Linked DNA regions of Mus musculus: region 1 is linked to region 2. Evidence: chromatin loops called from intact Hi-C (ENCODE). Cell type or tissue: left cerebral cortex. All regions are shown on one strand. Links, peaks and the distances in the headings refer to the core of each region. The heading gives the core; the rest is flanking DNA. Region 1 overlaps Rbfox3 (RNA binding protein, fox-1 homolog (C. elegans) 3). Region 2 overlaps Rbfox3 (RNA binding protein, fox-1 homolog (C. elegans) 3).

What was found. Hi-C counts contacts between places; a loop is a spot of excess contacts. Peaks named below come from ENCODE experiments on the same cell type or tissue, not always from the same donor. Only the 100,000 strongest peaks of a DNase experiment are listed, where the experiment ranks them.
Region 1: it touches region 2 in a loop (2.0-fold over the local background); 3 of 42 quality-filtered maps call a loop at or near these places.

Annotation. Positions count from the first base shown.
Region 1 is chr11:118,616,705-118,632,857 of GRCm38, forward strand. All of the region lies in intron 3 of Rbfox3 (RNA binding protein, fox-1 homolog (C. elegans) 3), which reads right to left. Among named protein-coding and RNA genes, the nearest start is that of Engase, 150 kb to the left of the region's middle. In left cerebral cortex, for the core only: no CTCF peak of the experiment used is centred there; DNase peaks (open chromatin) are centred at 6,176, 7,098, 7,463, 9,399 and 3 more places; H3K27ac peaks cover 531 bases.
Region 2 is chr11:118,564,983-118,581,135 of GRCm38, forward strand. All of the region lies in intron 4 of Rbfox3 (RNA binding protein, fox-1 homolog (C. elegans) 3), which reads right to left. Among named protein-coding and RNA genes, the nearest start is that of Engase, 96 kb to the left of the region's middle. In left cerebral cortex, for the core only: CTCF peaks have their summits at 8,743 (motif pointing right) and 9,706; DNase peaks (open chromatin) are centred at 4,911, 5,370, 6,940, 7,403 and 2 more places; H3K4me3 peaks cover 1,519 bases; H3K27ac peaks cover 1,587 bases.

The DNA of each region.
Region 1 (16,153 bases), core at 4,058-12,057, 51 kb after region 2:
AAACCTGTGGATGGGAGGGAGCTCACTGATCACAGTGGCAGGTGGGTAGCAGCTGAGAGGGGCTAACAGTTTCTAAGCTACTGTGGATTGTATCTGGCCCTCACCACCAAGGTCCAGCACTGGGCCATTTCAAGTTTGCAGATGTCCCCTCGTCCTTCCACACATGGATGAGATGGATGCCAGCCAGCTGTTCTGGGCAGGAGAATGTCTTTCACACATTCGTGTCTACCCAGCACCTCAGAGTATGACCATATTTGGAAATGTGGTTTTTCTAGATGTATCAGCTCAGATTGACATTGACTCAGGGTGAGCTCCATGCTAATGACCAGTGTATTTACAAGAAGAGAAGATGACACAGAGATGCTCACACAGACAGGAAGGTGGAGGCAGAGGCTGGAATGATGTGTCTGTGAATGGAGGAAGGGAAGCCAATGCCATCCAGAGAGGCTGGCAGAGTCTAGGAAGGCCCTTTCTCTAGAGTTCTCAAATAAAGCAAGTCTTGCCCAGCCTCTACTCTAGAATCTGCCTTTCTTTGAAGCTTCTGGGTCTAGACCTGGGAAGTAAACGATTTCTATTTAGGCCACCTGTTTCTGCTCATTTGTCATGGACAGCGCGACCCTACCATTCTTCTCTGTAAACTTCGGGCAACCCCTTTAATGGGAAGCTACACAGGAGCTACCAGAGCACTCCTGTTTTCCATGGAGCAGGGACTGGGCACTGAGGTAGTCATACCCAGCACAACTCAAGAGCCCCAGGACAATTCCCTCAAGGAGTATTTTGTGGATTTTTTTTCAATTATGGAAAAACACACGTGTGATGTTTAGTGTCTTACCCATTTCTGGGTGTTTGAAGCCTTGTGCAACCATGGTCATCTCTCAACTCTTCATCTTTTTTAACCTGATCCACACTGGAGGTTGGATTCCATTTTCCTCTCCTGGCTCCTGGTTTCTACTCCCCCTTTCTACTTTATGCACACACATGAAAATCAAAAGATAACTTGTCAACTCTCTCCTTTCACCGTGTGAGTCCTGGGATCAGAGTCCACAGCCTGAATCCACCCTCTGACCCTTCTCACTCCCCTCTACTTTCTGTCCATGCATTTGATAACTCTAGGACCCCACTGTATTCTGAATGCAACATGTTCCCTGAGGGATATGTTTGAACATGTGGTCCAAGCTAGAGGAGTTGTCATGAGATCTTTGGGGCATGGAGCCCAGATAACCCTCCCTTCCTCATCCCTTCTACCTGGTGAGCACAGACCACTGGGGCAGGGCTTGAGGGCTATACCCCAGTCCTGCTTCTTATCCCAACTCTGCCTCCAATGTGCTAATGTGTGCAGAGCTGGGATGCACGCTCGGCCCACCAGGTTAGATTGTATCCCTGAAACCAGGAGCCCAAATCCTTCCCCCTGAGGCTGCTTCCATCAGGCATCTTGTCACCATGAAAAAATAACCAGTACACCCCTGTAATAACCAGGGTCTTATAGAAATCAGTGTGCTCCTGTAACTAGGGTCATATAGAAACCAGTGTGCTCCTGTGACTGGGGTCTTATAGAATTTGTCCTTTTGTGTCACTACCAATGATCTCCTCAGGGTTCATCATGAGGTAGCAGGTGTCAGTCAGGGTTTCCTCCCTTCTAATGGTCAGACAATCGTCCCTGGAATAACAATGCACTTGGTGGACCCATTCTTCTCCTAGGACCATCTGTATTTTCAGTTGCTTTTTAAGACAATGAGTCTGATAACTGGCCACATTCCCCATTTTGCTTTTGCTACTAGTAAGTTCAGAAAAGAGATTAGAGGCTTACGTTTGCTATCCAATGTCCACTTTATCTTGACTTTAGAGTCCTCTCTTTCTAACACTCTGACTCTGAAGTCAAGAACTGACTTCCTGAGGATACAACAACAGATGCCAAACGCAAACAGAAAGATGGGTATACAAGTTAAAAAGCCATCCACAGGGTCGGTAGGCATCCCATCGGAAGAGAGGTACTCAGCCCTGCCACCTTGCCATCTAGGCATGCACACAGACTTAATGTGTGTAAGGGATGCAGTCCCCAGGCCCAGGGAGCTCACGCTGGATCTACAGACCCCGCCCTGTCTGCCCTGCAGTTTCTTGGTTCATCTTTCTCTTTGGCGTCTGACTGTGCTGAGAATGGATTTCCTTAATGCAGATGGAAGGCTCTGGGCTCTTTGAGCTTCCTTCTATGGAGCTGGGCTCTGCACACCTAGTGTTCTTTCCCACACTCAGCTAAAACAGCTCAATGTTGGCCACATCTGGGCAGCTGTCCAGTCTCTACTTGGTGGGCACATCTTGCCTCCTGTCCATCTTGTTTCTTTTAAAAACCATACCTTTCTTCAAGGTGGAGGACTAGTCAGGACAATGTCCCCAGATGATATCAGGATGGATGTGTATGCCACAGGCCCTTTGAGTCCCAGATGGCATCCCCTGGGAGGTGCCTTTGGGAAGTGGGGTCTACTCATCTCTCACCTTGGGGTAGGAACTGCTTAGACTCTGAGCATCTTCACTGGGGGAGAAGGAGGTAGGGCTTTATTAATACTGAGTGGGTTTTGAAATATAGTCTGGTGATAGAATGCTTGCTTAGCATGCCTGAGGTCCTAGGTTGAATTCCCAGAACTACAGACAGACAGACAGACAGACAGACAGACAGACAGACAAACCCCAACACAAGGCAGACAGCACCTTGCAGCATGCACACCAGCAGGGTGCACAGGCTTCTTTGATGAGCATGTTTTGGTATCAATAATTTAGATGTGGCCTTTCTCCTTTGGGAGACTGGGAAAATCTCATTTCCTAAGCAAATCCCCCAATAAACCACCCTATTATCTCCTCTGAGATGTCCAAAAATCTGTCTCAATTGACAAACCTACGCAATGAAAGTTGAGAATGAGGCTGATTGGGGAGAGAGCTGTGTGTAGTGACCCTAGAGACTGGGGGGAGGGGGGCAGCCCAGGACTGGGAATGGTTCTCAACCTACCTTGTGTGGATGCTAAAGGGTGGTCACAGGGAACATGCCCAAGTTGTTTGAATTTAAACAACCAGATCCCCACTGTGCAGTAGATGAAACTTCCCAGGTATAAACTTGGGAAGAGGCAGGAGACTTGGAGTCTGCAACTCCTCCAGTCCCTGAGGAAAGGAGGGAGGAGGTATCATGGGGCTGGCATGCCAGGCCCATCTCCCAACGCACCAGTCCAGCAGTTCCTTCACCTCCAGGGCTCTTGGGTTATTTATTTGTGCAGTGGTGTGAGCATGCATGCCTCTTTGTGTGTGTGTGTGTGTGTGTGTGTTTTCCTGTGTGTGTGTGCCTGTGTATTCCTCTGTGTGTGTGCCTGTGTGTTCTTGTATGTGCCTGTGTGTGCGCCTGTGTGTGTGCCTGTGTGTGTGTGCCTGTGTGTGTGTGCCTGTGTGTTCTTGTGTGTTCCTGTGTGTGTGTGTGTGTGTGTGTGTGTGCCTGTGTGTGTGTGCCTGTGTGTGTGTGTGTGTGTGTGTGTGTGTGTGTGCCTGTGTGTGGAGGGGGGTGGCAGGGGGTAGTTAGTCCTCAGAGATCAGATTTGCATTGCACTTGTTTGCACCGTGACTTCTGTCTTCCAGGAATGTGACACAAACCCGAGCGAGGAAAGAAACGTCACTGCCATAAGACAGACGCTACCCCACACTTAGCCAGTGTCACTGGACACTAGGAATCACTGTAACAGAACCAACAGCAACTGCTGGGCACCAGCCTTGCCCAGGCTTGCATGGTCACTGCAGGACACTCTGCAAGTCTTATCCAATCCCAGAGAGCCCTGCTAGGTGATGCTTCAGCCTTTAGGCACCTGTGAGGGGGTTCAAGTCCCACCATGGCCATTGGCCTTAAGCATCTGTATTATGGAGGTATTTCACCAGTAACTTTTCTTTTGGTTGTGACAAAATACAAAAGCGACTTAAAGAAGTCACAGTTGGAGGGTACAGTCCACTGAAATGGGGAGGCCTGGCAGCATGAGCCCGAGGGTCGCTCACATGACACCCACAGCAGGAAGTGGGGAAAGATGATTACCGGGGCTCCACCCACTTCTTACCTAGTTTGAGGTTTCAACCCATGGGATGGTGCTAACACACTCAGGGTGGGACTTTCTGCCCAACCTTGTCCCTCACAGGCACACCAGGAAATTTTTCTTCTAGGCTATTCTAGATCATATGATGACCATCAGCATTAATCGCCACAGAGACCAAGGCTGGAGGAGTAGTGTGAGTGACCTGCAAAGCAAGCCAGTGTCCAGTCTTTCAGCAGGCTGCACCTCTGTGGCTTTTTTCTAGTCTCAGAGCCCTGCAGGCCCAGTGGGCAGCCCAAGGCCATATGGCGACTACCCAACTGCTATTAGGGCTTGTATGTTTCCATAGCCCAGGGAAGGTCTTTGCCAGTGTGGACAGAGCTGCTCCAGTGCAGCTGCCCCCATCAGATCAGCAGCACGCTTGCCTCCTCCTGCCGCTGACACAGTACTCCAGAGACACACTCCCCCCCAAAAAAACCTACCCAGCCCTGCAAATCCATCTCTGGAACTACAGAGGAGCCTGGGGACCAGAGCAGTTTCTGCTGCGGTTGGGCTGCTGGCAGCCACGGCGTGCTCAGATCTCAGAGCTATCGCTTGTGCTTGGGCTGCAGTTTGAGCCGTGTAGAGTTGCTGAGCTGCAAGCAAAGTCGGGACCTGCTGTTAACCACCTCCTCTGGTCAGCGCATCCTGGCCACTGGGCTCCAGCTCTGCCGCTCCAGCTGCCTTTGCTTTGGTGTGTGAGCCTGGCTGCCCCCCTGGCAGGTAGCCCTCCCTGAGCTAGCTCATGCATGGAGACTCCTAACGGCAACTCTGCGAGTGTGCTTACCTCTAGTCCAGGATTCCAATATTCTAGGCTGCTATTCAATCCTTCCAGGGTCAGGTACTAGATACTCTGAGATAACTGCTGAAGTCAAGAGCCCATGGCAAATATTCAATCCAGCCAATTAAGCTTGCGGTGGTTCACCTGTCCTGTCCTTAGAAAAATAAGGTAGGCTCTTGCCTGTGCCCCCCCACCTCTCCCCCTTCCATCTGCCCCGTACACTAACTAGCCTAGTACCTTCCTGTGTAGCTCAGGCTATATATACTGTGACTCCTGGAATCCTCCCAGAGACTGTGCCTCTTGCCACATAGAGAAAAGCAAAACCCAGACACTCAATCCCCACCCCACCCCCAACAAGGCTGGAAAAGAGGAGAAAACTTAGTCAATAAAGTGCTTATCTCTCAAGCATGAAGGCCTGACGTTGACCCCCAGAATACATGTACAAATGCAGGGTGTGGTGGTCTGTGCTTTGAATTTCAGCACTAGGGAGGCAGAGCTGGGAAGACTCCTGAGGGTTGGTGGCTTAGCCTAGCTGATGAGCTTCAGGCCAAACAAAGCAGGGGGTGGTGGTGGTGGTGGTGGTGACATCTTTGAAAATGACATGAGATTGCCCTCTGACCTTCACAAGCGTGCACACACATGTGCACATGCACTTAGATCTGCACTTACAAATACCAACACACATACACAGAGTTTTTAAAAGCCTGTCTAGTCTCCCCCCAGCTCCCTGGCCCTGCTACCATACCTGCTAGTGTGCTTCTAAGGATCATGGCTCCTGTAAGACAGTCAGCTTTAAGGGATAGCATTCAGAGCCTCCCTGGGGGCGGAGAACAAGTTAGGTCTTAGTTTAGCTTGGAGGCACTGCAGAGCCACCTTTGGAAAAAAAACTAATTCACTCTCAGGATTAACACCTCTGTGCTCATCAATTTCGGGTCTTCTGCAAAGGGTGTCAGAAGTAAGAGGCAAACATGGATTTTTTATCAAACCCAGATCCTGGTGCCCGTCTGCCTGCGACTAAACCACATGGACAAGCAGCTAATTTGCAGACGGTGCCTGGATTGACAGTTCCGTTTATTTAATAACAGATAGCTCCTGTCTCCCAGGCTTCTGCTCATATACAAAGTCTTTGCTGAGACGGGAAAGATGATAAATTGTGGATGTGTTTACTCTTACACTCCCGAGGCCCTGGGGCTAATGGTCAGAACTTCAGATAATAATAACAACAAAAACAACCTTTTGGGTTGTTCTTTTGGAAAAGTCTCTAATGAGGACAGTTAAGTAAGCAGATAGCAGAGTGTGGGTGGTAATGTCCCTGTGGGCAGATTTGCTTTTGTGGCTGCTCAACACTGCATGGGTATTCGCTTCACTGCATAAATGTGGGGTGGGTTTCATGTATCCTGCCTCTTGGTTTTGAAAAAACAATAGGGTGGGTACACCCCAGGAAAGGATCCCATACAGGGCTCCCTAAGATTGATGCTTCAGGATGTCTAACACCAGCCCAGCCTCCTTAGCCAGCATCTCTGACTGAGCTCTTCCTGGGGGTACATCCTTTGGACTTGGGCAATCAGCCACATGCTTAGGTGTCTTAGGGTTTTACTGCTGTGAACAGACACCGTGACCAAGGCAACTCTTATAAGGACAACATTTAATTGGGGCTGGCTTACAGATTCAGAGGTTCAGTCCTTTATCATCAAGGTGGGAACATGGCAGTGTCCAGCCACACATGGTGCAGGAGGAGCTGAGAGTTCTATATCTTCATCTGAAGGCTGCTAGGAGAAGACTGCTTCCAGGAAGCTAGGATGAGGTTCATGTCCACAGTGACACACCTACTCCAACAAGGTCACACCTCCTAATAGTGCCACTCCCCGGGGCAAGTATATTCAAACCACCACACTAGGTTTTACCTTGCTACAAATGTACTTTTCGAGAGTGCCTATGGGTGAATGTTCAGCCCATTATTTTGGGGACCCCATAGTCATTGCAGACCAGTGTGGAGGGGGCTTTAGCCCCAGCTTTAGTCATTGATTGACTTAATCACTACTGATTAAGCACCCCAAGTTCAGAGTCTCTAGCCATACCCACTTTCCACCCCAGTCTCCAGGCCACCTACATTGTCCCTCAGGTTCTAGCCACCCTCCTTTCTTAGCATCTTCTGTGCCTGCCAGCTCCCATCTCTCGCTAGAGTAACACCGCATCTCTGGTCTCCATCCCAGCTCAGATCGTTGTCTGTCCCCAGCTCGGCAACCATCACGGATCCATTCTCAGTTCCATGCAAACATCTGCTGATTCCTACTATGCTTGGTCATGTTTCAGATCTTTCTTCTCCCCACCCCTTCTACCCAACACACTCATCACAGAGCGATCAGGTGGCCTGAGGGGTGCTCTTCTCTCTCTGTCTCTGTCTCTTTCTGCAACCCAAGCCTGGTAGCTATGCTGGCTCCCAGGCACAGCCATCCCTCTTTGGCTGGCCCATGGCCCACACACATCACTCTTCCTCCAGTGGCTCTGGCCGTCCTTCCCCAACCCCCACAGCCTCTCCTCCAGTAGGCATCTGAGGGATCTGTCCAAAGCCCTCTCTTCATTCCTGTAACTCTCTCCCACGAGACATCTTCAGTGTGCTGGCATCCGTTCCATCCAGCTAGGCATAATGTCTGACTTGGCAGTCCCAACTGGGATTCTGAGGGCCAGGCCCAACCATCAGATAACTCCAGCTCAATTATGTTCACCTGGGTGCCACAGTCCCAACCCAGACAAGGTCACAGTTCTGGACTATCGCCAAGAATATCGAATGGATCCCTTTGTCAGCCCACAGAGCCGTCTCTGACCAGACGAGCAGATTGCCAGGGTGTTCTTGATCTCTCTGCCCAGCATCACCATCATCTATCAGCCCGACCTCCAGGGTCCATCTGAAGCCAGTCTGTGCCCCTGGCCCCGATCTTTCCCTCTAACCTCAGCAGCATCACCTCCTAAGAGCACCCCCCCCCCACCCCCCGTGAGGTCAGACACCAGCACTGTCTTAGCAGGCTAGCAACTATTTGTTCCTTTGGTCGGTGTCTTCCCTCTTCGGTGTCAGGATTCAGAAGTGGCCAACTGAACTTTCTGAGCCCCCTTCTCTCTCAGCAGCGTCCATCACAGGATGGCAGAGCCACATGCACCTGGCTGGCAGGCTGCAGGGATCTGCCGGAAGACCCTCAGTGACAGCAAAGCCTTCCTTCCTCACCTTTGTTCCTGTGGCCGAGGGAACACTGGTGTGATGCTTGACACCAAGCTGTTTGCCAAGTGCCCTTCGTGTGGCTGGGAACGTGCCGACTTTCTTAGCACAGCCTAAGGAACAACTCATGCCGGAGGGAGCAAAGGTCATCATGTCAGGGACCTCTTCACCTCAGGTCAAGGCAGGCTTTCCCTCCATGGCTCTCCACGAGGCCTGCTTCTTTCTCAGTCTGTACTCCCCCCAAACCATCCTTCCTAGGGCCTCAGAGAACAGGGCACTTGGTCCAGCTTCTTGATGGCTGTCAGCTGCTCTGCCAGATGCCTTTGCCCCAGCTCCAACCCCACATGGAGCCTTCTGTTTCTACTTCTAAGCCTTTGGATCTCCCAACTCCTGGATACCCCTTGCTCCCAGTTGGGACATGGTGAGGGAGAACCCTTTCTTCTCAGGCACCTGTGGCAAAACTGCCACTCAGCAACTCTGGCCCCCACGGATTGAAGAGTCACCCCAAGTCTACATGTATGTGGAGCGGGCCATGGCTGCTGTAGCTTCCCCTGGGGAGTAAGAAAGGACAGACTCCGTGTTCAGGAAGAGAACATTCTTGCTGCCATGTCCTAGTCCTGGACGTGACGGCCATGTTAGTCTTGGTGCCAATGGGATTAAACGTGGGTGGAATAAAGGCTCCTGGATATCTGGCTTGACCTTGGGGTGCCAAGTCTGTGTTGTCTTGTGGCCTGTGGGCGATAAAGTCCCACAGATAGCAGGAGATAATATTGTCATGGGGTATGAGAAAGTCTTGATCAATCACCACTGGCTTTGAAGATAAAAACAGTGTTCAAACCCAGGGGGCTTGTAGAAGTTGGAGATGCCAGGAAGCCACTGTCCGCTCGGATTGCTAGGAGGATTCAGCCTGGTCTGCACCTTGGTTAAAGTCCAGTGAGACCCATTATTTCTCTGACTTCCATTGCTTTGTACTGTCATAAGCCTACTGTGTGTTTGTTATAGCAGCGAGAGGAACCTAATGGAATCCTCTCAGGGGACCAGTTTGGGACCACACAGTCCTATCTCTTCCCATCAGCCCCCTCCCTGCTCCAGGTCCTCACGCTCTGGGAGATGGAGGTTTGCACCACAGTGGATGGAGCAGAACAGCATCAACCTCTCCCAGGACGATCCCTCCCAATCAGTCCTTGGGTCCCTTCGCACAGGGACTTGTTCCCTCTGTGCTGAATCACCCTTTCCTGAGCCTGGCCCCATCTACACGGTCTCTTCAGAGCCCTGAAGTTCTGCCAAGTCATCTTTGAGAGGCACTGGTTTTTGGGACCCCCCTTTCTCTCTCCAGGGCTGTTGCCTAGGCAACAGGACAACCAAGGTAAGGGCCGAGGAGAACCAAGCCTTAACAGTACTCTCTCAGAGTACTGACCCAGTAGGAATGGCTGGCTAGAGGTGACATGTCTGTTCCTGTCCAGATTGCAGAGGCAAAGCTGGAGGAGCCACCCCCTACCCCCGCCCACCCATGCAGACACACACTGAAAAGCTATGGATTAATTTAACTCTGAATTATAATCACTTACTAAGATTATCCAGAAAGCCTGTGTCCCCACACCTCCCCAGTGAAAAGAGCTTTCTCTTTATCTATTTATACCCAGTATATACATAAGCAGAAATGGAGATTTCTTTATGGACCATTAAGGATTTAATGTTTAATTTATAGCCACTTTCTCTGGCGGGGTGTCCAGGCACAATGTCAACATTTTTAATTAAATGAAGTTTTTTTTTTTAATCACAAAGAAAGATATATATTTTAAAAGCCACATTTGAACCAGTTCGCAGCAGCCCAAGCTTGCTGGGAAGAGAGGTGTCCCTAGATTCCCAGTCACGAGTTTCCTCGGACCCATATGTTGGAGATGGTGACACAGTACAGTGATGGGGTACAGAGGCTCACAGGTGTCATATGTTCAAAACTTCCCTCTGTCCTCTTAACTCTGGGTTGGGGTGGGGTGGGACCACGCACACGAGGATCAGGGAGAACCTTTGGACAGATGAACCCATTCCTGAGCCTATCTAAGTGATAAGGGCCAGAGTTTGAGCTTCAGAGACCTGCACCCCTTGAATCCTTAGCTGGGGATCAGGGCTGCTGCTCAGGGATCCCCACCTGCTTCCAAGTCTCAGCACCCCACGGACTCACTTCCAGACAGGAACTGACAGTCTAGCTGTGAGCAAAAGTTATCCAGGCTGGTGAGTATGGAGCCCGCCACAGCTGTGTGGGTTACTTCTGCTGGGCCTGAGAGCAATCTGGGATGCCCCAGGGGCTGTCTGGCACCGCCTCTGCTCAATTTCTGAGAAAACTGTGGGCTTGCAAGGGGACGTGTGGTGGTGTTAGTAGCTATGTATGCTCCGGATCCACACAGCACCAGTAAATAGCTTATGTATCCAGAGCTGAGAGCAGGCTGGCCTTTCACTGGGACCTGATGGAGAGGTAATTTGCTGACTTGATGTGCCTAGGGCTGCCTCTTTGTGACTGTCCCCCAAGCTGACTCTATAGCACCTGACCTCTGACTGACCTTTCCTACCTGTCACCTCCAGCCAGTCTAGTCCTGTTCCAGGACAGGGATTGCGCAGCTGGGTTGCAGTGTGGTCCCCTGTGTGGGTGAGACATAAGGAGTACAGAGCCATTGATAGAAGAGTCTAGGGGCGATCCTGCCACAAGGCCATCTCGGTGAGGCCTCCTCCCTCAGCAGTCCTGCTGAAGCTCACGGGACACAGTCCCTGTGGGCCCCATTTTCATTCTGACTTTGTCCCTACCATCTGTACCCAGAGCAGAGCAAGGCCATATTCATTTGAACCCAGAGAAGAAATTAGAGTCTGCCCAAAGCCAAGGCCAGCATAAGCCAGTGGCCTTTAATGGGGCACTTCATCTTTCGGGGTGATGGCACTTCCTGGGAAGACGCTGACTCAGCAGCACGTGTCCAGGGCGGTGGGTGGTCAGTAGCCAGTGTCCTATGCAGCCTCCCCTGCTGACACTTGAGACTCAGGGGTAGACCCTCTCTCCTGATCTCACCCCCGACCCCCACTGCAGTCCTTTCCAGAGTGGCAGAAGCAGGCAGACAGTGAGGCTCTTCTCTGGAGTTTAGGACCAGCTCAGCCCCTCAGCCAGCAGCATCTCTCTATCATCTTCTGCCTCTTCCAGTCACCTTGCAATCACCTGGTCAGATTTTTCCAGCTGCTTCCAATACCGTGAGCTTCCGCTGTGCGGATGGACGGATGGACGGAACAGCTGGAGCAGCTGCCCATAAGGAAGCTTCAGCAGGCTTTCTCCACCCATCCCCAGCCCTCTGGAGTACCTCCCCCACAACCTTCATTCTTTGTTGAGGTCAGGATACTCCCCCCTCACCCCCACCCCCTCCCTCCTCCAGCTCGGAGCTTCCCCACAGGGAGGTGAGCATACAGTCTCTGGGGCTTCGATTCCCATAAACCGGCCCTTCATTTCTCATGTGAAGCCACTTTAATTACGAAGCTAAATAACGAGAAGGAAATATTAAAATTAAAAAAAAATCCCTACACAAAGCAAGTTTGCCTGCGCTGGCCGCCGCTCCGAGCGCCAAGGCAGAGTGGGGAAGGCACCACGCCACTCACTAAAAGCATGTGTCACTAAATCAATAATTCATTTACTTTAATGAGATAAGTACTTTGAAAACTAATTGTGAACCTGCTCCATTTACTCCGGCCCTTAATGTAAATCGCAGCCACTGCTGTGGGAAGGAGAGAGTTGAGACGGAAGACATCGACGTTCCCCGGCTTCGTCTGAGAAACAGAAGGAAGTCCTTCACTCTGGGGCAGGTATCTGGGAGAACCTGGGAGGCCAGTCACTCATCCTCCCAGACAGGATGCAGCATGGGGCCCTTACACCTCACATCACAGCTGGGAGAGGGGGAATCAGAAAACACTGATCGTGGACCACTGGTCCTAGGAAGTGACCTGGGTCACTGTCGCTGGGGCCTCCAGAGACTCTGATGGTTTGAGGTTGAGCTCCTGCTCAGCTGTGCTCCAAGCAGCTTCTCCCCACAGCCCTGAGACTCAGCAAGAATGCACAACTCTAGAACCATGAGGCAGAGATGAGTGGCTTAGCTAGGGAAGTCCCAAAGGTTCTCAGTGTTCCAGAAACTTCCTGGGCATATGAAACAGGAGCAGGAAGATGCTGTGCTTAGCATGTGCTCTGCGCATCAGCTGCTGTGTGGCTGCTTCACATCTGAGCGTGTGTCTCAGTAGAGGCCTGAATTCGTCATCTTACCCAGAACTGACTGAAGAGCTGTCAAACCCTCACTTTGGTTTGGAAGGGACGCAATAAGCGTTTCTGCGATAGAGAAGGGAGTCTTTCGTTCTCTTCCCTTCCCTTGTCTCAGACACCAACATGGAGATGAAACTAGGGTTGTTTCTTGGCCTTTGGGAAGGTACACACAGTTTAGAGGCCATGTCTCAAACATTTCTGGAAACATGGAAGAGACTGCTTTTGCTCCACTGTTTTAAATGCTGGCCTGGGCTTCACTGAATGGTCCAGGGAAAGAGTCCTCAGAGATGGCCCAGTATGGGGAGTGGTATTGAAGTTAAAGTAGCAGAAAGCAGCCTGAGAGTCACAGTCAAGAGTCTGGTAGTCACCTATCCCTGGGTCTCATTCATTGCTCCCTGCTGGCTGAGACAAACATAGAGGGTAAAATCCCACACAGCCGGAAGCCAGCAGGCTGGTGGCTGAGGACTACCATCAAGGATCCTGTTGTGTGATTCAGTAGTTACTTGCCCTTCTCACTGGGGTCACCCTCTAAGTGAGGCACACTTTTCACAAGCTGGATAGAGCAAGGATAAAAATGACATCCGGGTCAGACCCCGGGACTAAAAGATGCAGCATCCACCGGGGTGAGATGCTCATCTGTGCCCAGCATGAGATGGGCCTTTGGTACCCAAAGCTACCACACTGTTCAGGAGAGGCTGCCTCCCATCAGGGGTCCCATCTTCTTCTCCACATCTTCCTACCCTGGAGACTCTACTTCAGGAGCCATTTTCCTCTGTGGGAAGGCAGCCTAGCATGGACCTGAATCAAGGTTGCCCTGCTGGGCTTGCCATCTGAGCTGTGTGAGGGTGTGTTCCGGGGCACCATGTGTGCAGGGGCAGCTGCCCAGAATGGTAGCCAATGGGAAGGTGGTAACAGGGCCAGGGTATATAGAGCCCATCATGAAGAGCCTCTTCCACTTTCCTGGGAAGTTGACATGGTATAAATACACCTTACTGGGAACCCTGGGGCTGGAGGGGTGCTCAGCTGATGACAGAGGAGCTGGGATGGGCCAGGGGCAAGGGAGCACCTATACACTCAAAACCAGAAGACATAGAGACACAGCCTGTCTGGAAGCCTGGCAGCTGGCTGCCCTGACTACACAGACCCAGAATGTTCTTAGGAGATGAGCAACCCTGAGTTTGGATGACTCCAGTAGTCCAGTCATGAGGCAGACATCAGTGACCCAGTTTGGAAGGCTCCAAGCATGTCAGTTTGAGTTCACCAGGTCTGCCAGGCTGGGGTCAGGAGTCAATAGGGCTGGTGGCCCAAAGAGCCACTTGCTTTAGAAGGAGGGAGCGAACCTTCCCAGCTGAGCAGCCCCGGGCCAACCTACAAGAGCTCCAAGGGGCTCATTATTGGAATGAAGGCTGCCAAACATAGAGGAGGGAGCTCAGAGGAAGAAGTTATCATAAGATAATCCCGGATCTAAGCTCAACCTGGATGGTGGCATCGGAGAGCCTGGATGGTGGCATCGGAGAGCACAGGTTCCCAGGTGCTACAGGTGGTAGAGCTCTTCACCTATCCCATCCCTTGTCACCTGAGAAAAAGTAGTCTGAGGGCAGAGCTGGCCTGAGGGAGGACGGAGCTCCACAGCAGCCGGGCCACAGTAGTGGGAACTGAAGGCAAATCTCTGCCACCCCAAGCTGTGGGACTCTGAGCCCAGGCCTGAGGCCGGCTGCGTCTGGGACCAGCTCCATGGGCAGGATTCCCTGTGGTCTCAGGACACTGTGTTGAGCACATTGCAGGGTTCTTGAGCATTCAAGCCTCAGGTAGCTTCCAAATGTTACATCTGGGCACTACTCCCATTTCACAGAGGAGAGACCTGAGACCCAGAAGCATCAACAGCACAAGGGGGACGTGGACCCCAGAGTGTGACCTTGGCACCAGACTCTGAGTTTCTTACCACCTGGTTGCAGAGGGCAGTGAGGTCTCCAGGGACATAAAGTGTTCAGATCTCCCCAGACGCAGCTGGACACTGTTGTGGCTCACGGAACTTACAGACCACGCATTGCCCAGGAGCCACCTGGACTTACCATCACTGGAGGAAGTCCAGGATGGAGCTGGGTTGGAACCTGCTTTGTTTAGCTTCATCTAACCCACCTCCAGTCAATTATAGGGTTCCCTCCCCTGATGAAGCTCACTTGCCACTATCTCTCCAGATACAAGGCTCAGTGTACCTGGTCAGTTGTAACTGCCAGTTCAGTTGACTTGGTATAGTCTGTGGCTTCAGCCTCACACACCTGTCAGTATTTATTTATTCAACTTGCATCCCAACCACAGCTCCCACCCCCCTGTTGCTTAGATGGAACCCTAGATGGTACTCTGCTGTTTCCCTAGCAACTCAGAGCTGAGACCCAGGAGAAGGAAGTGTGTGTCTCCAGAAGGGCCGAGAGACAGCTTCAAGTGTTCTCAGCTCACTTCTCAGAGGTCCCAACTCTGAGTTTGGCTCTCAGGGGCCTGCTGCCTGCTAAGACCAAAGAGAGAACCCTGGGCGCTGGTTCTCTTGTTCAGAGATGCTGGTCATGTGACCGTGTGGCTGAAGAGAGAGCCGACCTGCCAGGGTGAAGTGGCCAGTGGAAGGTTTATCCATTTTATTCACCGATGTAGACACTCATGTGTCTCTGGAGCCCAAGACAGGCCTGGCACAAAGTAGTCACTCAATAAATATGTTTGAGTCAATAATGACTAAGTAAACACCCGCGCAGCCACACACTCAGGTGAACACCCTTGCAGCCACATGTTCAGGTAAACACTGGTACAGCCACATGCTCGGGTAAACACCCTACAGTCACACATTCAGGGTCTTTCCTTCCCCCTCCCTCCTCCCTCCTTTTCTATTCCCCCCTCTCTTTAATCCCTTCCTCTCACTCTTCTTCCCAAGCCCCAGGACCTGGGATTCTTTGGCAGAGCATCCTACCGCTGTGGGCAGGAGTGGCCCTGGAGGCAGAGTTGCTGTTGGTCTTTGCATATGGTCCCCAGGTGTACCACAGGCTAGGGGTGGGGTGACAGCCAAGCCCATGGCTTCCACGTGCTCCCCAGTGATGAGAATTCTCTGAGCAGAAGCCTCAGTCTGCCATGGAACCTGGGTACAAACACTAAGTAGGCAGGAGCTGCTTTCTCCCCCTCTGCTGGCTGCCACAGGGGCTTTGAACAGCAGGATGAAGACCTGCAGTCCCAGACTCCTGCCTCTCTCATGGTCATCAGGCAGGGCCTTGTGTTTCTTGGAAAATTTGGAGGGAAGTCTGAATGGGGTGAAGAGAATGTCTGGTCTCAGACAGAGCCAGGCAGTTCTGAGGGATCTTTCTGGTGTAGAAGTGAGATACCAGAGCATCCGTAGTGTGCACCCGGCTCTGCTTGTGGTACGAGACCTGTCAGAGCCTCCCCGCATCTCCAGTCCCTGCTCCTGCAAGGACTGCAGTGTAAACCAAACTATTGGAAGGCTACTGGGGTGAGAGGTGGTGGGTGTGAGTGTGTGTGTGTATGTACGTGTGCATGTATGAGTATGTATGTGAATATGAGTGTGTGTGTACATGCATACATGTGTGAGTGTGTGAGCATGTGTGTGTGCACACATATGTGAGAATGTATATGTGCACTTGTGTATGTGTGTGTGTATGTGTGTGTGTGTACCTGTGAGTGCATGTGTGTGTGTGTGTGTGTGTGTGTGTGTGTGTGTGTGTGTGTGATCTCTGAAGCATCCTGATCACTAGGCTAAAAGCAGCAGTCAGGCTGAGTTGAATGCACTTCCT
Region 2 (16,153 bases), core at 4,371-12,370:
TTATTCAGAATGCCGGACAGATGCAGCCATGGCTCCGGAGTTTAGGTGCCGGGACAGCCCTGTTGCTCAGCAGCATTACGGCTTAGTGTGCTATCTGCCTGCTCCTTGCCTCAGTTCCATCAAATTGTCAAATATGTCCATAATGCATGCACACACGGTTAGCCTTCAGCAGGTTCTGGAACAAGCATGAGACTACAAGGCATGAAACCAAGGAAAGACCCACAGAGCTGGTATGGCCACAGCAGTTATCAGAGGCACTAGGGTAAAGTACCATGGTGATTCAGGATGGTGTTAAGGCCAGGCAGCTAAGACATAGTGCTTCATCCCTGTGAATCCCAGGGTTCGAGGACACAGGATCTGGTTAATTTATTTAGGTCACAGTATATTTTGGAGGTGTGGCTTCATCAACATGCTGGGTCTGAAGTAGCAATGTCTTCTTGAAGACATTGTACCTTCTCTCTCATCATCTGCTGGGGGAGGGGGAGGGCCCACCAGGGACCCATGTTGTGTCACTGTGAGTGAGCGCGTATCTGGTGGGGTTCCCAGAGTCACACCAAGTCTGTGGGTGATACGCTAACACCCCGAGAGCAGAGACTAAACGCCAGGCGTGTGCGCAAGGTGTAAGAAGCAGCGTTGTGTGTGCTACGGTAATTAATCCTTATTAAAAATTGCTGTGATTAGCAGTGTTCTTAGCTCAGAGCAAAGAGAAAATGGTTATAAGTAAGAATACAGCTGCCTAATGAATCTCCGAACAGGCCCTAGGATCTCCAAGTCCCTCTGTGCAACTTTGGGCTCCGCTCCTGGGGGAACACGCTGTTATCAGCAACTCCAGGAAGCTGTCAACTGCGTACCCCAGGCTGGAAGGAAGCTTCTGGGGGCTGGCAGCATTTGCCATGGCAATGGAAACTCTCTGGGGTTTCACCTTGACTAAGTATATACATGCAGTTACGTCAACAGAACTCAGGACACATCCTTCAGAGTGACTGGGCCTTCACCTGTCCCTGGATCTCCCAGGCACCCCTAGCTTCTTCCCAAACACCCCTCAGCCTTCCTGCTGTTTTTCCCCTACCAAAAAAAAAATACATCCTTCTCTCCATGAACAACTTACCATCTTGGTAATTATCATCTCGGGTGCCTCGATAAAATTCTTTTATAGGACACTGTAGTTTAATAATAAGGCGATGCTTGGTCCTTTTTTGCACCTTGGTTTTTTTCTTTTTTTTTTTTCAGCTGCTTTTCTGGAGGCCATACAAGACCCCGTGGGAGTCCAGCTGATGTTTTGGAGACCCCCTTGCCCTCAAAGGTCACTATTATCAGCCCAATCACCTACTGGGGACAATACACCAGGGATCAGAGACTCCGTGTTTCTTAAAGGGAACAGACCCCCAGGGGGACCATATGAGGCATCTCAGAAGTGTGCCCAGGACCTTACAGGGAAAAAGAATCCTATGGCCATCCCTTATGGGGCTCCTTGTGCAGACCAGCAAACAAGGGTGGAAGTCCACTTCTCATGAGCTCCTACCAACCAGAACCCAACCCACAGGGACCTACCCTAGTGCGCGTGAGCCCAAGTCATCTTGGTTAGAATTTAAGTGTCATCACTGCTGCAGAGAGGAGACGGACATACAATAACAGAACCTTGTGACGGATTACAGAATCGTGTGTCTCTGAGGGGATACGGCCTCCTCATCCTTCCTGCAGCAGGGTCTAAGCAGCTCAGAATGTAAGGGTTAATGGTTCTGTAAAGGAATGGGATTCCACCGGGTAAGGTTTTATTTCTTAAATTTCCAAGTTGAAAGACTATAGGTTTTGAGAGCTGGCCTGTTTAAAAAGCTGCATCTTAATGCGCCTCCAACTACGTCTCTTGTCTTGCTTGATTTCACGTCTTCTGCTTCTGATGGTAAATGTGCTGTTTAGACTGAACACACCGCCGGCATATGGCACCAGTGTTCACGTGTGCAGCGGACCTGCAGCCCCCACAAGGGGGCTGGAGGAGGGGCCTGCTCTCATCTCTAGAAGTCTAGCCAGGTGCAACCCAAGGTCCCTCGTCCTCCCTTCAGGAGATGTAAAAGACCATCTCACCCCAAAGGTGGTCTGGGACAAACTGGGTCCCAAGCTGAGCATCACTATTTATTTTGTAATGGCTCCGAACTGTGTATTCCTAGAAAAGAGTGCACCCATACCAGCCAGGAACGACAGACAGGTCTAGACCCATGCCCAGGCACAGGGCTATCTGCCCCTGAAGAATAACTGCGGATAGGCAAAGGAAATGGGGGTACATCTGAGCTTGGTGCAGTGGACATGCAATAGCTGTCCCAAGAGGGGTTCTGCTCACGATGACAGCACCTGTAGTGGGGAGAGCTCATCTGAAGTCCCCTTGCCCTCCCGATGCTCCCATGGAAAGCCGCAATGACCAGTCGGGGTGTGTTACCAAGCCCTAGAGGACTCTGGTTAGCTACACTGCAACCCTTGCTGGTGGATTAACCTCCACCCAAAGCGCACGTCTGACCCACCGAGCCAACGGTCAAGCTCCGAGCCTTTCTTCATCTCACCTCGTCTCTTGCATCCCGAGGAGGGTGCTCAAGGAAGACACAGGTGAGTTCCGCGAGGCCTCTTGCCCAAGACAGCACAACCACTAAGCAAGCCATGGACCTTTACTTCAAACCCTTCACACGGATCCTCTTCCCCTATCCTGGGGTTCTGATGCCAGGGGTGTCCAGGTTGTTCCTGCCCACGGCAGCTGGGTGCGAGGAGGAGGGGCAATCCTTGCACCTTCAAGTGGTCTCATCCGACCGACAGAAGCACACACACGTTATCTGGCCACATTACAGAGTCTCCAAATGACCCGGGTGTTGCTGGGAATTCAGAAGGCTTAGAAAGCTGCCCATTGAGGACCCTCACTGAGCTCTGACTCTGGGGATGACGTGGTGAACTGGCCGGTGGGTCTGAGGCTCTCAGAGGCTCTTGTGTTACAATCCAGGAAGCCTCAAATGTCACAGGTGGTCCTAGGAAGGTGAGACCCAGAGCCCAAGGCTCTGGCAATAGGCCACCTTCTGTTCCTAATCACTGTGCAGGCTCCTGTCTCTCCCTCTGCAGCGGCCAAGATGTTTGGTAATCCTTAGCGCAGACAAGGGACCCTGGTGCATGGGTGGCCCAGATGCTCAGCAGCCCAGGGTTGATAGCCCTGGGTCAGGTTCTGGGGGGTCTATCTTTACCATATTCATGTTTTCTCTTACACAACCTCCTGAGATTCCCTGGAGAGTTAATGGAGGGGCATGACAGATAAGCGCTCCTCCTACCCAAAATGACTAGCCTGAGTCTCCACAAAACCTCCAATGGAGGCCAAGAAATAAACCTCTTCATTTCCAGTCAGCTGTGCACCCAGCTGCTGTTTCTTCATAGTCTGATCCTGACTCTGACCCTAACCAGCTTCTTGTGTGGGCACCCTGTCCCTCAGCCTCTCTCCTTCACACTAGCCCACTTCAGAAGGGGGTCCTATGGGAACCCTCTAACTGGGCTGAGCAAAGGAACAGAGACAGACAGCCGGAAGTTCTTAGGATCTCAGGCCTCCCCCTAGAAGCTACCCATTTATGTGGGTATACCAGAGGGCTGAGGTGTGAATTCACAACAGGGTAGCCCCAAGAGCATGGGGAGACAGGCCAGAGGTGTGGGCAGCCCTGGTGGGTGAGGCCAGAGTACTGCAGCCTCAGGACAGCTGTGGCCAAGCTGGCACCCAGAATCTTAACCTGGAGGGCCTGAGGGAGCCCAGGGAATCCCCTTTCTCTCCCTAGTGCAGGCCTGGCGCCCCCACCCCCCCATCCCGCACGGATTCCGCATTGGGTGGGATCGCAGGACCCCGCCCCCTGCGCCTCTGGCCAGCTGGCAGGCGGAAGCTGAGACTCTGCGCGCACCTCCCTAGGGGGCATCCTGGGGATGTAGGGGCTCCTAACCGCATGGTTTACTGTCCCTAAAAGCCTGCCAGCCTGAGATTCCTGCCCAGTAGACTGAAAAAGTCCAGCACAAGCCCCCTCCTGAGTCTGAGCTTCAAGGCCTAGCTTCTCTGTCCCACAGGCAGGTGGCCTGCCTCCCCAGAGGCCCGGTGCGCGGTCCGCGCTGCAGCACAGCCGTGCTCCCCAGCCGCCACCTCCCCGCGGCCCCTGGGCTTGCGCGACTCGGCCGAGAAAGGAGCCTGGCTACCCGTCTCCGAGTCCTCCGCGTCTCGGCACGAAGTTCCCCAAAGTAACCGGGTGTCCAGAACCCCTGCATCCTACCTTTGGGCTTCCCCCGAGACTCCGCCCGCCGCCCCCTCCCGCGCCTTTGAAAAAGTTGCGAGCGAAGCCCCAAACTACAGTCAGCCCCCCGACCCGGTACCGCTCGCGCCCCAGGCGCCCCCACGCTCCTCTGCCACTCAGGGGCGCAGTTCCCCCAACCCCAGCCCGGGCGCCATGACGCGAGGAGAGTCGCGGGGCCACCAGCGGCGGCGCGGAGGCGGCCAAGTGCGGGGCGTGGGCGGCGGCGCGGGGCGCACGTGCGCGGGACCGGGGGGCGCTCGGGCCGGGGGCGCTTACCTGTTGGAGGTAGAGGAAAGCGGGCGGGCATGGCACGGAGTGCGGGAGCATGCTGCCGGAGTTGGACAGCAGGAGGCAGCCCGAGTTCGCCATGGAGCACAGCATGGGGCGTCAGGGGGGCGCCCGGCGGCCGAGGCGGCTCTGCGCTCGCTGCGTCCCTCGGTGTGTGCGCGCGCCCTGCCTCCCGGGCGCCCTCCCGGTCTCTCCTCCTCCGGGCCTCCCCTCCCCCGCTTGGCGCTCGTTAGGAGGGAGGCATGGAAAGGGGAGCGGCGCGCCTCTGCCAGGGGCTGCCCCTGTCCGGGGCGGGGAGGCTTGAGAGCGCGCGCGAGAAGATGGAAAGAGGATGGATGCGCTGCGCGAGAGGATGGATGCGGGGAGAGGGGAGCCAGTCACTTTGGAGCCACCGGAGCCCTGTCTGCAAAGAGTGGTGCGTGTGCGTGTGTGAGTGTGCGCGTGTGCGCGCGTGTGTAGCGGTGGGAGGGGGAGTCCCTGGCGTACTCCAACATCAAACGGAGCCCCGCGCTTGGGGGAGAGAACCCGGCCTACGGCACCACTGCCGGTCCCGCACTTAACCCCTCGCCCGCCGTCCTGCGCCGGGCCGCTAGCCCTAGAACCCCTCCCGCGGGCCCTGCGCTCCCCTCCTCTGCCGGCGCGCAGCCTCTGCTCCCGGCGGCGGTAGGGTCTGGGACCTCCGTTGGCCCCCGATGGTCTAGGCTGCGGTGGAGAGGACAGTCTCTGCGGCCCACCGACCGGAAGGCGCTCGTTCTGCCTGCTTCAGAGAAGCGCCTCTCCTGAGGGAGGCCGGCTCCGCGGCGGGGAAGTCGGTGATGTAATGAGGGCATCTACGCAGAGGCTTCCGTGCTGGGAAGGCTTTTCCAGCTGCTCAGTGCCCAGAAGCCCAGCCAGAGCCCTCCGAGAGTCTCTCTTGCCCCTCTGTTGGCCTCTAGGCCCCATGAGACACCTCAACAGCCTGCCGCAGGCTTAGAATCCTGTGGATACTTAATATGGGGGTGGGCAACGAGGAACAGTGGCCATCGGGTACCCTTCCTGCCCCATCGTCAAATGTGCTGAATTTGGTGTGCACACTCCAGGCCTCAGAGATCACAGCACCCACTTTTTGGCTTCAGGCAGTGCTGGACAGAGGCCTTGGTTTGCCCCTCATAGCACCACTGCAGCCTGCCCGCATACACCCGCAGCTTTACAGCCACACACATCCGGGCCTGCGCCCCTCACATTCAGTTTTACCAAGACAAGCCACAGGTGAGCCCAGCTCCGAGTGAACTGTCTCCCACTGCCACTGTGAGAGGCAGCCCCAGGGGGCACGTGCACAGCCTCGCAGCCTACTGACATATACCACGTCCAAGAAGGGGCACCGCCAGGTACCACGTACAGCGGCTGTGGAACTCGGCTGCTGTGGAACTCAACAGCTTTACCCAGGCTCTGCCCTTGGAAGATGACTGGCTTGCTAGTTTACATGGGGTCCTCTAAAATGTTGTGTGAGCTCACTGAAGTTGTTTGTTGTCCCTGGGCTTCCCCCCCCCCCCTTTCAGACTTAGAGGTCAGGTCGGTTGATTATCGCCCCTACTGTGTAGCACATGGAGGACCGGTGTCAGAAGATGCATGGCTGAGTGTGGTCTCCCTCCAGGCACTGCCTGGGAAGTGACATTGCACAACTTGGATGGCCTCTTGTCAGGCATCCCTGACCCCCACACTCACTGCTACACACCCTGCAATTGACCTTCCCCTGAGAAGGAAGACTGGGAGGAGAGTAGCCAGGCAGCAGAGAGACCAGAGACAGGCAGCTGGTGGCTTACATTCACCTCCCCTTTCTCTTGCATTTCTCTGGAATGCTTTTGGGGTAGCTTAGGCGGAATGTGGGTTATGGACGTTCTCAGGCCACTTTTGTCTTCGTCAAGGGATAGGTCACTGTTTTGATCTCCCAGGCCTGGATAGTGGCAGGATAGCCTCAGCACCAAGGACTGGCACCTCTAGGGCATGATGCTTACAGCCACTTCTGTGAGCTGAGACCTTGGAGGCTGCCCCGCTGCTGATGCAGTGCCTAGAGTGGGTTTGGCTATTTCAGGACGATATACCAGTCCCCCTCCTGTTTCCACAGCCTGCTGTTTTACTGTCCTGTTTTACACCTGTCTGTCCTCTCAGAGTGGCTTTCAGTCAGCACTCCCTGCCCAGCAGGGAACTTGGGCAGCCAGGAGGGTTCACCCAGCGCTCCAGGCAGACCACCATGCAGCCACTGTCTGGGGAAGGAGCTATTGAACTAAATCATCTTTCCTGGAGTGAGCTCACGGTCTAGTGTGGAACCCAAATCTGCAGCCCAACAGCCACGAACACCAGGCCAGGGAAGCCTCCGCCTCCACCAGCCAGCCCACCACGTGCAGGCTCGCTGGGAGACGTGAAAAAGAATTAAATGAAATCTCCAGAAAGAGTTTGAACAGTGTGATTGTCTGACTTATTTCTTGGGACAAGGGCTGTGTGTCTGCTACCTGTCATATGCGCTGCAAGATCCATGTCACTTCCAAAACAAGCCAGTTACTGAATTCCACTGACCCCGTTCTAAGGGAGGTTGTTGCTGAGTCTGTCAGTTTGCCCATACAGGCTGGGATCATTCTTATGTGTATCCAGAGCCCGGCAGTGAGTCACTGCATCAGCCAGGGCCATTCAACAATCTCCATGCCCCTAAGATTCTTGACCACTCTCCCCTACTCTTGGAGCCTTGTGAACCGGGATGTGCAGCCCTGAGTAGTGGGCGGGGAAATCCAATCCACTGCAGCTAGGCTAAGCTGCCCCCACTTTTTCTTGGGTTGAAGGTAGGCTGCGAGCTGGGAAGAGCTGTCAATCCGGTGAGAATATTCACTACTTAAAAAAAGATACAGGGGAAAAAAAATATCCCATTCGCCCTGAATCTGAGAAGGGCCTTGTTAGGGAGGCATGAACTGAGCTGTAATTATTTCTACGCTCCTGGGCACCGCTATAAATATCAGGCAAGGGAGGCGCCTCAAAAGGTTTGGGTGGCTTGACTCTGAGCTCTCCTGGCTCCTTCCTGCCCCCAACCTATACCACCTTCTCAAGCAGCTGCTGGCCTCATGTGCTCCCTCTTCCTGCAGTGGGTGACGCAAGTGTGTCCCCCCATCTCTGGACATTTTGTGTCTCTTAGATGTCTACCTTTGTGAAATACCTTTGCCAGTTAGTGTCTGATGGCATTTTTTTAACCCCTTAAGTCTGTGGTTTTAGCAAAAGGTAGGCCAAGGAGTTCTGTGACTAAATGATGGAGAGCGGAGGATTGCCTGCTGTCTCCTCAATCTTTGGGAATATCCAAGGATTCCTGTGGCACATCCAGGTGGAAAGAGAAAGCCCTGATACCCCTGAGGGACAAGCCCTGGGGCTTCCAGTTTCTCACCGTCCTGCCTTTTCTTGATCCCTTCTGAATGCCCAGTCTGACCGTCCCAGGCTCTCCCTATGCACAGACAGTGTGGAGCTTGGCAGACGTGTCCCAGAGCGAAGGGTGAGCTCACAGTTTCTGGTTGTGGCTGGGCTCCTCCTCGCCAAGCCGAGCCATCGTCTCAAAGTACACTACTGAGTTCCCATGCATTCTGCAGAGCCAGGTCTTCTAGCCCCAACCATGGAATTCCTGGCTCAGGAGTGGACATGAGCAGTGGGGAGCAAGGCAGAGTGGCTGGATCTATCATCCCCTGTGGGGTAGGACAGGATGACACAGCTCCAAGCAGGTTGTGCAATGAGGTGTGAAGCCACCCAAGAAGCTTTCAGTTAGGAGACTTCACCCGAGTCTTGCATCACCAGTGGGATGCTTGTCCAGGGGAAATTAGCATCTGGATTCTGCACTGAATGGAAAGGGGTTAGAGCCAGCGGAAAGCCTTCAGTTTGGGGCTGTCCTTGGCTCCCGGGATCAGACACCCGATGGGGTACGCCAGGTTGAGAAGTTCTTGAGCTCTTTTTAAAACATAAAAAAAAAGTCTCTGGTTTCTTAAGTAGGCATTCCCCATAGTGTGAGAGTGTGGGGAGGGCTATATGTGTTTTTACTCTGGTAGGTGACTTCCAACAAGGGCAGGAGAGTCTCTGCAAGGAGAGAAATGGCATAAGAAGCAATTGTCCTGGGCTGTCCATCCCAGCCCTGGCTGAAGAGACTACACCAAAGGCGTCCAGCAGAGGGCGCACTCACACCAGCTGGTGGCTCCTTTCCCAGCAGGCCTGTGAGGAGGGGCTTCTGGGGGCTCCTCCCCACCCCTGGGCTTCTCGGCCTCCCTCTGTCAAGGAATCCAGAGCAGTCAGAGAGAAAGGGCTAGGTCCAGTGCAGCCTGCTGTAGTCAGCACCCACCTTTCAGCTCACCAAGGGGTCCCCTACCTAGAGACACCATCCCCCTGCCTCAGCAGAGACTGCAGCAAAAGTAAAAAACCCGCGTGCAAAGGGAGTTTATTTATCTGTTTAATTAAGAGGCGTTTGCCAGCCACACTGGGCTCCATCCGTCTCACTTACAACCACGTCCCAGCAAAATTAAACATAATAAATACTGGGAGACTGAAAGCAAAGGGCACACTCGAGATATACGGGGGAAGCCAGAAGCTGCACAGGGTTGCAGTTATACGGGCATCTTTCTTTTGCAAGTGTCCCTCCCCTCAGGGGCCCAGGAACCTGAGGACTGTTCCCGTAGAGAGGGCTTTGGATACCTCTGTTTTCCCACTCAGCATAGTTGCCAAGTTTTCTTTATTGTAAGTGAGCCCCAGGCCTCCTCCCCTCTCCCCCCCTCCCCTGCAGAAAGGGAGTGAGCTCAGGGCAGACTATGGAAGTAGCAACCATGTGGCTCAGCACCTCCAGGCTCGGTGGGCTAGAGGCCTTGGCAGTAGTAGCTTTGAGAAACTCCTTGGACATTCTCTGGGGCATCTGGGTCCCCCATGCCTGGAGAGGCGGTTGTCAGAACCTGAGCTGAGGTTTGGAGAAAGCCTAATCCCAAACCTTTGGTCTTGTATGCTAGCTGTGGTCACCATTGTATGCTAGCTGTGGTCAAGCCACCATTCAGAAACTGGCCCCAGGATCTCCCAGGAAGAGGAAGCTGGTGTGTGGACACATTTTCGGTTCCACTTCAGATCAGAAAGATAGGGGATGCTGTTGGCTAAAACTTCCCCCAAGAGTAGCAGCAACAGTAGAGGAGATGGATGCCCGTCCTAACCGGCAGCAAATGGAAACAACCTCGCTTGCACTTGGCTTTGCTCCTTCTCAACTTTTCAGAGTTGTCTCACCCCAACCCACCTCCCTGCATTGTCACATGGGAAGATGTAAAATGGCCTGTTTGCTGTATGACATTCTTAGGACCACAGGAGTAGCCCAAGGTCCACACAACCAGTAGGAGGTAGAGTCCTGCCTGGAAAACCAGACTCCAAGATCTGGGAATTCACGGAAGCCCTTGGCTTTCCCTTTGACTGAACTATTTGGCATATGCCCTTCTGCAAATATCTTCATCATTAGCCCTTGGCTCTCTCTCCTAACAGGATCAACCCTCAACCAAATCTGTTAATGGAACAGTCATTTGCAATAGCCCAGGCATCTACTAATCGCGCTGCTGCTCGGGCTGGGCGGTAATTATCTCCAATCTCTGCTTTCTCGTTAGGTGGGAGGTCACAGGAATCCAGTGGGCTGCTGAACCCTCTGATGAAGCCGAGAGAGAGAGAGAGAGAGAGAGAGAGAGAGAGAGAGAGAGAGAGAGAGAGAGAGAGAGAGAGAGAGAGAGAGCGCTTCTGGCCTAGCCATCAGGCATCCTTACCCTACTCTGAGCCGTACCCACCACCGTAGACCCCACCTTGCACATGCATGACCTTGGTGTCAAGACCACAAGTGACCCAAGGGAAAAAAAAATCCTGCGAATCATGAAAAACCATGTGTCTGCTTGGGTATGTAGATGCCGGCTTAGTGAAATGAAATACCCTGGGATTTCCAGGTTCCTGGTGCAAATGGGGCTGAGGGCAGCTTGTGCTAACATCACAACAGGGTCCTTTTGCAGGACACTGATGTCCAGGACACTGGTGTAAATTGCAGGGCTTGGGAAAACCTGTAAAATTCACTGACCCCAGAGCTAAGTCACTTGGGTTGCCCTCGGCAACCCCACTGCAGTAAGGATGCTCCAGAGAGCATCTGTATCTTCTCTAGGTTCTTTATCCCTTCCCCCGGCTTGGAATTAGAGGGGGTAGCCAGAGGCAAGGGAGGCAGGGCTGCAATGGAATTTGGGGTGTCTATCACTCAGTCCCTTGCCTTGGCCAGAGGGCACTGAAGCCTTTCAGGACAGGTGCCTTCTCCTGACTGTGTTTCCTTGGAGTGCTCTATGGAAGGAGCCCCTGATGCCTCCCTGGGGAGCCCATCCAGGATTTTATCACCATGACTGTCAAGGAAGTATGCCTTGTATCTAAATTTTATTCAGAGGGTGAAGGCCTTTGGGGAGTAACAAAGGGGAGCTTGAAGCCACTGCCACCTTCTCTAACTCCCAGAAGAGGGTGGGGGTCACCCCTCAGGACTTGTAGAGCAAAGGCTCTGTGTGGAAGGAAGAGCTGAGCAAATGCAACATTAGCACTAAGCACTGAGCAGGCTTCTTGCCAGGACGAACATCAAGTACAGGGCTGCAAGTTTGGGCTACTCCAGGGTGGGGGCTGGTGTGAACTGCCGTGGAGACTGGTGTGAACCGCCACCGAGGCTGGTGTGAACCACTATCGAGTCCCATCAGAATTGCATCAAGGAAGCAAAGCATTTGAGGTGGGGCAGTGAGCCCGTGGGAAGGGGTCAGGCAGGGCTTCCTCCTTTGCAAGGGTCTGGTGCAGCTCTGCAGAGAGGCAGCCAGGGTCCTCTATGCAATCTGACTCTTTACAAAGCTGATGTGGGAGGTCAATGGACTTTCTACCTTGCTGTCAATTAAAAAAGAAAAAGAAGAAGATCTTACTCCATGGAGAAACTGGTGGCCCTTTCTTCACTGTTGAGGGTTGGGGGGGGGTGTGAAGATGACAGACCTGACCATCATCTCCTGGGTTCCCTGTGCCAAAGATCAGTAGGGCCCTTCACTGAACAGATAAGAATAGGATACACGTGGCTTCTTCCTGCAGAGCCAGAGCCAGCACTCATAGAGTTAAGAAGCCACACCGTGGCTTCCGGAAGCAGGATGCTGGGGACTTGGCACAATGTTCTTCCCTTGCCATCCGTGCCCCCTGAAGCTGGAGCAGCCGCTCATTAAAAGCTCATTAGGAGCCCACGGCACACAAAGGTCCTGGGAGGCAGCAGTGTCCTGCCAAAGCGTGTGGCCCTGGAGAGGCCAGTGCACAGTGTCAGGCAGGCCAAGCCAAGCTGCAGACAGGAGCTGGGTGACCAAGCGGTGACAGGCCAGGTATGGGCAGAAGCCTCATGGGAGCTGAGTTTGTCTCAGGACTCAGCTGTAGGAACCATCTCTGCTGGCAGACAGCAAAGAAACAGACAGACACTAACCCACAGACTTTCCTCCCTCACCCATAAGGTAACAGGGCTTAAATGTGAATTCCTTCCCTGGGGCCTCGGAGAGAAGGGGCAAGGGGTGCCAGGGTTGGGGCGGGGATGGCAGGACCCAGCCAGCATCAGCCTTGCCTGGCAGCTGAAAACACACACGGTGGGAGCTCTGAGGATAGCCATCCCCTGTGAGCATGAGGTGAATAGAAAAGGACCGTGAATCCAGAAACAACCCTATGGGGGGTCTAATGCTTGCCGGGGAACAGGGCAACCGGCATGCTCATGGTGAGGCTGTGGGACAGCATCATGTCCTCTGGTTCCGCGGCCATCCTGTGGAGGAGCCCCTTCTCTTGATCCGTGCTAGCCCTGGGGTCCAGCGCTGTTTCGGCACTAACACAATTCCCCAGTGCCAAGGCATGGGGTTTCTGAGAATTCGCTGGCAAGGAGGTTTAGGGAAAGTTGGAATGGGCTTCGAGCCCTGGGCTGCTCTCTGCAGCTTCCCTCCGCAGCTCCAGGCCTTTCCTCCCGCATTAGGCTGGGGGAGCCGTCTGTTCCTTTTCTTACGTCCGCGGGATACTGTGACTTTTGATTTCTGCTTGATTAATATACAGCCAAGAGACACTGTATTTAAGGAGGTTCTAATTCTCTCAGGTCACCAGACTCGGGAGCGGCAAAGCCATGAGGAGCCAGCCCTGCAATAGATCAAACACTGGACCTTCAAATCGCTCCGTGCCCCAATTTTTCATCACTGCTGCCGTCTGATAACCCTTTCAGCCAGAAGCCAATCTCCTTCCTCCTCTGGGGGTGGGATCAGGGGCTGGATGTGGATGTCTGTGCCTGAAACCTTCCTGGCAGCCACGTGGCAAGGTAGAGAAGGACACAATATTCCAGCCCTGCAAGAGTAAGCCTTGCATCACCAAAGACAGACAGACAGATCCTGGGGTGCTTGCACCCTAGGCTTCCTGGGCCAGACAAGGAATGTGTACATGAACCTTTCTGGTTGGCAGGAGATGGTCAGGGTCTGGGCCTACTGATTGCCACAGTTTAACAAAACGTCTTCCCAGCCACTCAGGACCCTGCACCATGTGACTGCTTTTTCTTTCTCCTTCTCTGACCCACCCTGAGGCCTTCTCTGTCCATCTTTGGCACCCTGGCTGTGTACACCACCACTCCCATTCTTTTTCAGTTTCCAGTTGTCTGCTAGCCTCTCCAGGAAGGCAAATACTTGCTCTGTTCAGTACGTAGGGGCTCACTTGCATGGTGGGGAGCGGGGGTAAAAATGCCCATGTGGAATCTGTTTCTTCGGAAGCATCTTTTACAGACCCAGCCCGTGTTGCAATTTTGGGAGAGATCACAGAGAAGCACAATGTGGGAAGATTATACTCAGCTTGTAAATTACATCCCAGCTGGGGCGGGGAATGCGCACATTAACCAAGAACCTGGTACAAAGCAACTCTCTTGAAGAACTGACTCCTTGAGGATCAGGTTCTGATCAATGCTCCCTGCCGCTGGCTTACCACAGAAATGTCTGCACAGAAGTTGAGAGGAGCCTGGCTCTTCCTTCCCAGGTCCAAGCCTGACTCTTGTATTTATTTTCTCCCCACCAAGCCCCACAGGACTACCTCCTTCCATCCACTTAAAATATCATCTATAGATTTTCAAATTATTGCTACACTTTCCAAGAGAAGGCCACAGTGGTTAAAAATTAACAGCAAATTTATAGGAATTCCATATGGCAATTACAGAATTATAATGAAGTGGCTGCCACTTGGCCGAGTGTGGGTAATTGGAAAACCACGCTGGGAGACTAGAATCTTTACGGTATTGGGATTGTATTTTTGAGAGTAAATGCTGTGGAGAGGGTCAATGGACCTTGAGCTGGCCAAGTTCTTCTTCACAGAAAGGGATGGCTAGTTCATTGCCCACTTGGAAGCATCATTTCACTGGCACACGGATGGTAGTTTGATGCCATGAGGGTAGGTGGGTGTTTGGGCTAGAGGGATCTTGGGGCTAACCAGATTGCTCTGGAGAAGGCAGGAGGGTGGAAGGACGGGAGAGCATTATCAGCAGAGGATAAAGCCAAGAAGAGGTGAAGCTCATGTCTTCCCATGGGCAACAGCATCACTGAGATTCTTTTATGGTGAAGGTGTCACAGGGCACCTCCGTTCTCACGGTAGCAGACATGGCTTTGGGTGTATCCCTGAATCTCCCAGTGGCTGAGATGGTTTACAAAGAGAAGTCTAGGGAGCTGGAGAGATGGCTTGGTACTTAAGATCACTGTCCGCCTTTTCAGATGACCTGGTTTTGGTTTTCAGAATTTGCACAGCAGCTCACAATTGCGTTTAACTTCAGTCCCAGGCAATCTGATGCCTTCTTCTGTCTTCTGTGGGTACTAGGCATGCATAACACACACACACACACACACACACACACACACACACACACACACACACACAAGTGCATAAAATAAACAGTCTTTTAAAATGAGAAGTCTTGTTTGGAGAAAAGAGGATTTTCCTGGAAGTCAGGGACAAACGGCAGACTTCAAGAACGTTCTCTAGGCCCCGATGCAGTGTGACACAGGAGCCAAACTCGCTACTCTAGAAACAGCTCTGAGGGAGGGGTTGGGAGATGTTTCAGCAGGTAATAGCTCTTGTTGGGAACGCTTGAGGACACGAGTTCAAATCTCCAGAACGCACGTAAAAATCTGGGTTTGGTTGCCTGCAAGTTTATAACCCTAATGGCGTGGAGGCAGAGACAGGATCTGGATGCCAGCCTAGTGCCAGGCTCAGCAGGGAACCCTGTCACAGTGGAGTAAGGTACAGGATACTAGGGAAGAACACCAGCATCTTCCCTTGGAATCTGTGAGCATGTATGGATGTGTGCACCCACACACTCATATGTGCACGCATTCCACACTACCACCACAACAACCACAACCACCGAGGACCATGGTCCATGTGTGGGACACAAATGCTGTTGTTTGAAGGACCGATGCAAGAGTGAATAAGAACTATGCTTGCATCAGCTACACATAGCTGGCAATAGTATAGAGGCTCTGGGCTGCATTAGGTGCATGGTAGAAATGGTTTAAGCACTTTCTTTCTTTCTTTCTTTCTTTCTTTCTTTCTTTCTTTCTTTCTTTCTTTCTTTCTTTCTTTCTTTCTTCCTTCCTTCCTTCCTTCCTTCCCTCCCTCCCTCCCTCCCTCCCTCCCTCCCTCCCTCCGTTCGTTCGTTCGTAAGACATAGTTACTAACACATTAAAATACACCCGAGTTGTTTGTATTGTGCCTCAAACTGAGTGACACAGGGCCTCAGTGTGGGCACGGAGCTTCCTTTTCACCCTTTGCCCATTGATCTCACCGTCACCAGTCTCAGCCTGGTCACTGGCTACCCCCACAAGGACTGAAATTGACTGAGCTCCTTCTCATGGTTTCCTGTGTTGGCAGCGTGTATCCCAACCCTTTTGACTTCAAGGTGCCTCGCCACTGAATTCACCCCATCTAGATCTATCTCCATCACTTGGGTTCTGCTTGCTTCTCTGAGCTCTGGTCTTTACGTCTTATCAGGACCGTGATGCAGGCAGGGAAAAGTGTGTTTGCTGGGGTGGGGTGGCTTTGTGTGTGACTATTATCTGTTTCTTCCCAGGACTTCACTGGGACTCAGCACTTGCCGACTGTTGTGCTTTGGGGCCATGGTTTTGGTGATGTCCCTGTCTCTCAGCATTCCAGCAAACAGTGCCCGTGTGGGTGAGTTCCTCCACACACAGCTCCCAGAGGGGCTTATTGAGTCTCCCTGAGTAGAGTGTGAGGCCCTGCAAACTCTATTCCAGTGCCACAGAGCATGGAATAATTGCCACAATAACAATGCTTTGGGCAAATGGGATTCCAGGCACTAAGAGCGCATCTACAGCCTCATTCCATATCCAAGGTCCCTCTGGAGGCAAGTGGTGCAGTGTGTGTGTGTGTGTGTGTGTGTGTGTGTGTGTGTGTGTGATCTTACCTTTTTCTTAGCAAAGAAATCTTAAATCCTGATCACCTAGGAGCCCCAAAACGTGGGGTTCTGATTGTTCCAGCTCCTACCTAAGGAATAGAAG